Linked DNA regions of Homo sapiens: region 1 is linked to region 2. Evidence: chromatin contacts called from ENCODE Hi-C or POLR2A ChIA-PET data. All regions are on one chromosome and are shown on one strand. Each heading gives the region's core, a stretch centred on a gene start or an enhancer-like site at or near the end of the contact. The rest is flanking DNA. Distances are from core to core; before and after follow the strand shown.

Region 1 (2,700 bases), core at 201-2,700, 60 kb before region 2:
CAGAGCGAGACTCCGTCTCAAAAAAAAAAAAAAAAAAAACTAAACAAAAAAAAAAAGCATGTTGGATACAACCTACTCTCAAATAGTTCAGTAAAAAACAGTAGCACAGGTACAGCCAAGAGGAGCCTGAATAGTAGTAACATACAGCAAAAAGTTAACCCTGTAGAACCTAAGTAAAAATTAAAATAAAAAAAGACCAAGGACAACCAAATTTCTTCCGGGCAGGAAAGAAAATGGAAGCGTGGGGCAAGCAGTACAGGAGCAGGGGGAGTCTCTTCTGGAAGGCGTGTTCCACTGAGTCACACATCAGACAGGTTAGGGAGGAAGAGCCTGACCAGGGACTATCGCTGTGCCAATCACAGAATCCCCTGCGGCCTTGGTTAAGGGGATGGTTTCTGAAGCCTGGAGGCAGCCAGAGTGCAGTGCAGGGGGTGGGGACGGCCTATGGCTCAGACGGTGCTGAGCCAGCAGTGTGGAGACAGCTGCGGAGGACAGAGGGTCTAGGGAGGCCAGGCAGAGCGACAACTGATAAAGAAGCACAGGGGCGGGACCCAGGCCCAGATCCGGTCATCAAAGGAGGCCAGACTCAGGACCATGGAATACGTGCTGGGGGTGGGGGGTGGGGCGTGAGTTTGAAAATGAGGGCGCTGGTTGCTCCGGGAGCCCCCTCCACCTCAGCCAGGGAGCCTCACCTCACCTTGTGATAAACCTCCGGTGGGGAAGTGACCAGGGTGGGGCAGAAGGAGGTGACGCCGTGCGACAGGATCCTCCGGGCCACGAGGGCAACCCCCGAACCCACGTCCTCCGTGGCTTGAGAGAAGTCAACACCAAATCCACCTGCAGCCACAGAAAAGGAAGTGTCGCATGGAGCTCAGAGCTCCTCCCCTGGGTTCCCCTGCCGGCCCCGGGCCGCACCGTTGATCTGCACGTCGATGAATCCGGGAGCCAAGATGCGGCCCCCGCAGTCCCGCCGCTCGTCGGCCACGCGCCGCTCCTCAAAGAACAGCTTCTCTGGGTCCAAGATGCGGCCTCCGCGCACCCACAGATCCTCCCTGGGGACGCAGTGGGTGGGCGCTCGCATCGCGGGCCTGACCTCGGCCCCGCACCCTGCACCCCGCCCGGTCCCCGGCCCCGCACCCTGCACCCCGCCCGGTCCCCGGCCCCGCACCCTGCACCCCGCCCTGTCCCCGGCCCCGCACCCTGCACCCCGCCCGGTCCCCGGCCCCGCACCCTGCACCCCGCCCGGTCCCCAGCCCCGCAGTCCCCGGCCCGCGCCCACCTGAGCAGTTTCCCTCCGCGCAGGATCCGGCAGTTAGTGAACTGGAGCACGCGGGCCCCCGCCGCGCCCTGCTCGCCGCGCATCGTGAGCCGTGTCGGGAGCGAGCGGCTCCGGAGCCCCGCGGCGGCCAAATCCCGCGCCCAGTGACGAACCCCAGCCGAGAGCTGAGACCGCGCCCACGTGACCTTCAGCTGACTGAAGCGGCGCGCCACGTGACCGCCGCGCCCACGTGATCGAGCCAGCCCACGTGACCGGCAGCGCCCGGCGCCCGCCCGCCCGCCCGCCCGCCCCCGCCCCCAACAAGCTGAGCAGACACAGGCCCGTCACATCCAAGAACTTTATTGGACACAGCTCCGCGCAGGGCCACGGGCCCGGCGGTGAGGGCGGCTCCATCCAGGAAGTCTCAGCAACAGGAACCCACAAGGCGACACTCTAGCTAAGGTTATAGATAGCTGGGAGACAAGGGCCGCTCCGCAGACGCAGGAACAGGCCAGATCTTTATAAATAAACATCCAGTAAAGAGAAATGACAATTCTAAATCATCCGCATACACAGAGCACTCTAGGGGGTGGGGCGCCGGGGGCCTGGAGGGGCGATGAGTGGGCCCAGATGTCCACGGCACGGGGCGGGCGGGGGCAAGGCCGGGGAAACAGACGATGGGCACTAGGACACTGCGCATGTACAAGACCAACTACTGGGGGCGGCGGCCCCGTGCGTATGTGTCAGGCTGTTCGTTCTGGAATGAGGAGGGGTGGTCTTTACATAATATTCTGTGGCTGGTGGGCTCGGAGAGGGTCTACTTTGTGGAGAGGATGAGGGCGACGATGAGACCGTAGAGGCCGAGCACCTCGGCGAAGATGAGAATCAGGATCATGCCCACGAATAGTCGGGGCTGCTGGGCGGTGCCCCGCACGCCAGCGTCCCCCACGATGCCGATGGCAAAGCCGGCTGCCAGGCCGCTCAGGCCCACGCTCAGGCCGGCGCCCAGCTGGAGGAAGCTCCTGGGGGCGAGAAGAGAGGACTGACATCAGCAGCCTGCCAACCAGGGGGAGACAAGGGTCCGGGTCACCACCCACAGGTGAACCGCCCCCCTCCCTGCAGTCCTCCAGCCCTGGGCAGGGGCCTGACCCCAGTGCTCACTTGTAGAGGCTGATGTCGTCATTCAGGGAGTTGGCGATGAGGACTGCCACCACCAGGCCGTAGATGGCGATGATGCCAGCCATGACCACTGGGATGATGGACTTCATGATCTGCTCCGGCCGCATGACAGACATGGCCGCAATGCCGGTACCGCTCTTGGCTGTGCCATAGGCAGCGCCCAGGGCTGTGGGAGGAAGGCGGGGTGAGCCCACAGCAGTACGCAGGCCAGTTGAGACTAGGACCCCGAGGTGTAGCTTTGGCACAGCTCCAAGGGCCACCCC
Region 2 (2,700 bases), core at 61-2,560:
TGACCTGATGGTGCCAACCTGGACACCACCACACAGCTGCTTCATTCTGCCAGCTTCTGAGCATGAGCCTCAGGGGTATGCCACAGGGCTCGATGCCCTGCCTTCCCTGTCACCCCAAATCCCAGGCTCCTTGCTAGCCAGGGTCTGAGGAGGCAGAGACAGAAGTCCCTCCAGTGAGGGTCCGGGAAACCTACCCCTTCTCCTTGAGTGTGAAGGCTTCTGGGGCCTGAGGAGCAGCGGATGGGGCCATTTGCTGGTCCCTGAGGCCCGCCCCAGGCCTGGGGGTTCGGGCTCCCATCCCAACACGGGTCCCATCCCCCACTGACAGCAGCCGGCGCTCAGGGTGGCCCTTGGCAGGCACCGTGGTCTGGCGGAGGCCCTTGGTGGGTCTCGTGTCTGAAGCATGGCCACCAGCTTGGCCTGGGGAATGCGGTGGGGCGGAGGCTGTCGTGCCAGAAGAGGTGACAATGGACCTAGATTTCAGGCTGGGGGCCTTGTCTCTCTCTCCGGCCTTAGTGATGCCTCTTCGAACTCGTACAGCCTTCTCCAGTGCCTGGGTCAGAAACTCCAACTCTTTGAGGTCTTGTGGACTGGGTGTGCATGCTGTGAAAGCCAAGAATTATGCAGGGATCTCTCCCCACTGTCCCCCAGGAGGGTTCCTCACAACTGCACGCCAGCAGACAGGCCAGAGCAGCACCTGGAGAAGGCGGGTGGTGGAGGTTTACCTGGAAGGGGGTCCTCTCCATTAGTTTCTGGCCCTGGAGGTGGCTTCAAAGCCCGGGTCCCAGTTGGTTCCCTGCAAAGACACGGGCAGCCGTCGCACGGCCAGGAGGCAGGGCCCAGCCCAAACAGACCCGAGGGGGCCGCCGGGCCCCGCGGCAGGCCCCCAGCTCAGAGCCTGCAGGGTAAGGAGGGTGGCACTGACAACCCACAGCTCCGAAGTGGGCGGCTGCGCCCGGTCTCCCAGCCCTGGGCGCTCGGGGCGGGACTCTGAGGGCCCGAGGGAGGTCTGGCCAGTGGGTCCGGGGTCCGCGTACCAGGCATGCAGCAGCCGACGGCAAACGCGCAGGCTCTGCTCCAATTGCAATTGTCGCTGTGCGCAGGCGTCCAGGGCGCCCTGCAGCTCGGCCACCAGCCTGGGGGACGCACCGGCGGCTCAGCACCTCGGCCAGCGTCGGGCCTCGGGCCCCGCGCCTGGCTACCGGCCCGCCCGCATCCTCCCACCCCCTCCTGCCGCGCAGGCCTCACCGGCGCGAGCAGCCCGCCGGCAGCATGAAGGCGGCGGCGTCTCCTTGCAATTTGCCGCCTCTGAAGAGCCACGCCCCTTCCGGGAGGGAAGGCCGCCCCTTCCCGGCCGGGCTGCCCAATCCTGAACCGGGGCTCAGGGGCCGCCCCCGAAGCTTTCTCTCCCTCCTTGCGGGCAAGCCTCAAGCCCCGCCCACTCCTGCCTCCCAGGTCTGACGGGGACTCCGGCTCGGAGCTGGGCCCCCGAGGCCGCCAGGGAGGTGACTGCGGGCGACGCCGGGATTTTGGTTTGGGTAACTGGGTAGATGGGGGCGCCATTATCGCGCTTCTCTTGCAGGGGGCCGGTGAAGGTTATACGAGAGGCTCCATCTGTCCTTATTGAAAGTGCTCTTAACGCAGGGACCAGCCGTCTTGCTGACGCCTGGGCCACCGAGCACAGGGACAGGACGGGGTTGCTGGAGGTGAGGATTCCGCGTGTCAGGGGCGGGGATGAAGGAGGAGAAAGTGTTCACTTTTGGACATGTGACGTGATAGCACTGGGCAGAGGGGAGGAAGCTCAGACCTTGGAGCAGTGGGCCAGGCGAGGTGGCCCCTGGTGGGGCAGGGGACGGGTAGGGACAGATCACGGGGCCCACGCAATGGCCAGGGAGGTGGAGGAGCAGTAGGACAGTGTCACAGAGGCAACAGGAGGCTGTCACGGGAGGGAGTGGGTCACAGGCCAAGTGCTGCTGAGGCCTCGGCGGTGTACACAGCACAGCAGGGGGGCGGGGGTACAGGGCCTTCGGTGATGCGGGGGACACCTGAGGGAGGAAGTGAGGAAGGCAGCAGGGCCCCATGTAGTTGGTGTTAACAAGAATAAACAATTAGGGGGCAAGAAATCCCAGGCGGTAGCTGAAAGAAAAACAGAGCCTGGGGTTGCTGTTTAAAGATGGGACAGGTGAGTCCATTCCATAGTCGTTAATGGGAAGGTGCCATCGCAGAGGGGAAGGAGGGCACAAAGGGAGTTGTCAGGGAGGTTGGGACCCAGGCAGCTCTGGCCCAGCGCTCCGGGTGGGCCCCTCCATCAGCGGTGGGGGAGGGTGACGGTGGCCCTGCCTCCCTGGAGATTCTCTGTGAAGGAGGAGGCAGGGAAATGCTCAGTCAGCAGGTGGGTGATGCAGGAACCCACCCACCACAGGCAGGCGGGGCCAGGTCCCCCTGGAGTGGTTTCCTCCTTCAGGTGCAAGCTGGGAGAAAGCAGAGAACTGACTCCATGCAGAGTTGGGATTAAGAGCCCCTGGACAAGGGGCCGAGGCAGTGAAGGACGTCCATCACTCATCTGCCACTATCCTCCTCACATTTAATCCTCACAACACCCCTGTGAGGTAGGTATCATTGCCCCCCTTACAGATGAGGAAACTGAGGCTCACACATGCCCAGGGGCACACAGTCGACAGGACGGGTCTACAGTTCCAA

Evidence for each region. A loop is a pair of places that touch in the nucleus more often than their neighbours do. ChIA-PET counts read pairs that join two places held with the same protein, here RNA polymerase II (POLR2A). Pooled maps may share reads with other maps.
Region 1: a loop to region 2 is called in a pooled map, with 7 times the contacts of the local background. The contact joins the promoter of AMDHD2 here to the promoter of TEDC2 in region 2. A Hi-C loop is called at or near these places in 4 of 168 maps with a recorded cell type or tissue (CD4-positive, alpha-beta memory T cell, CD8-positive, alpha-beta T cell, OCI-LY7 and 1 more), 5 of 37 single-sample maps with no recorded cell type and 15 of 50 pooled maps. POLR2A ChIA-PET finds 5 or more read pairs at or near these places in 32 of 52 experiments (A549, B cell, CD4-positive, alpha-beta T cell and 26 more).

The regions. Positions count from the first base shown.
Region 1 is chr16:2,519,121-2,521,820 of GRCh38, reverse strand. AMDHD2 (amidohydrolase domain containing 2) reads right to left here and starts at 1,450. Exons shown (of 11, transcript NM_001330449.2): 1 at 1,280-1,450; 2 at 916-1,052; 3 at 698-837. The coding sequence starts at 1,362. It overlaps ATP6V0C (ATPase H+ transporting V0 subunit c), which reads right to left. Exons shown (of 3, transcript NM_001694.4): 2 at 2,420-2,603; 3 at 1,603-2,280. The coding sequence ends at 2,076. RefSeq lists silencers at 1,235-1,304, 1,475-1,584.
Region 2 is chr16:2,458,719-2,461,418 of GRCh38, reverse strand. TEDC2 (tubulin epsilon and delta complex 2) reads right to left here and starts at 1,310. Exons shown (of 10, transcript NM_025108.3): 1 at 1,249-1,310; 2 at 1,038-1,136; 3 at 726-796; 4 at 195-603. The coding sequence starts at 1,274. LOC105371050 (a long non-coding RNA gene) reads left to right here and starts at 1,441. Exons shown (of 5, transcript NR_188689.1): 1 at 1,441-1,505; 2 at 1,583-1,706; 3 at 2,465-2,609. It overlaps CCNF (cyclin F), which reads right to left. Exons shown (of 17, transcript NM_001761.3): 17 at 2,565-2,700. RefSeq lists a silencer at 972-1,321 and enhancers at 1,702-1,791, 2,022-2,700.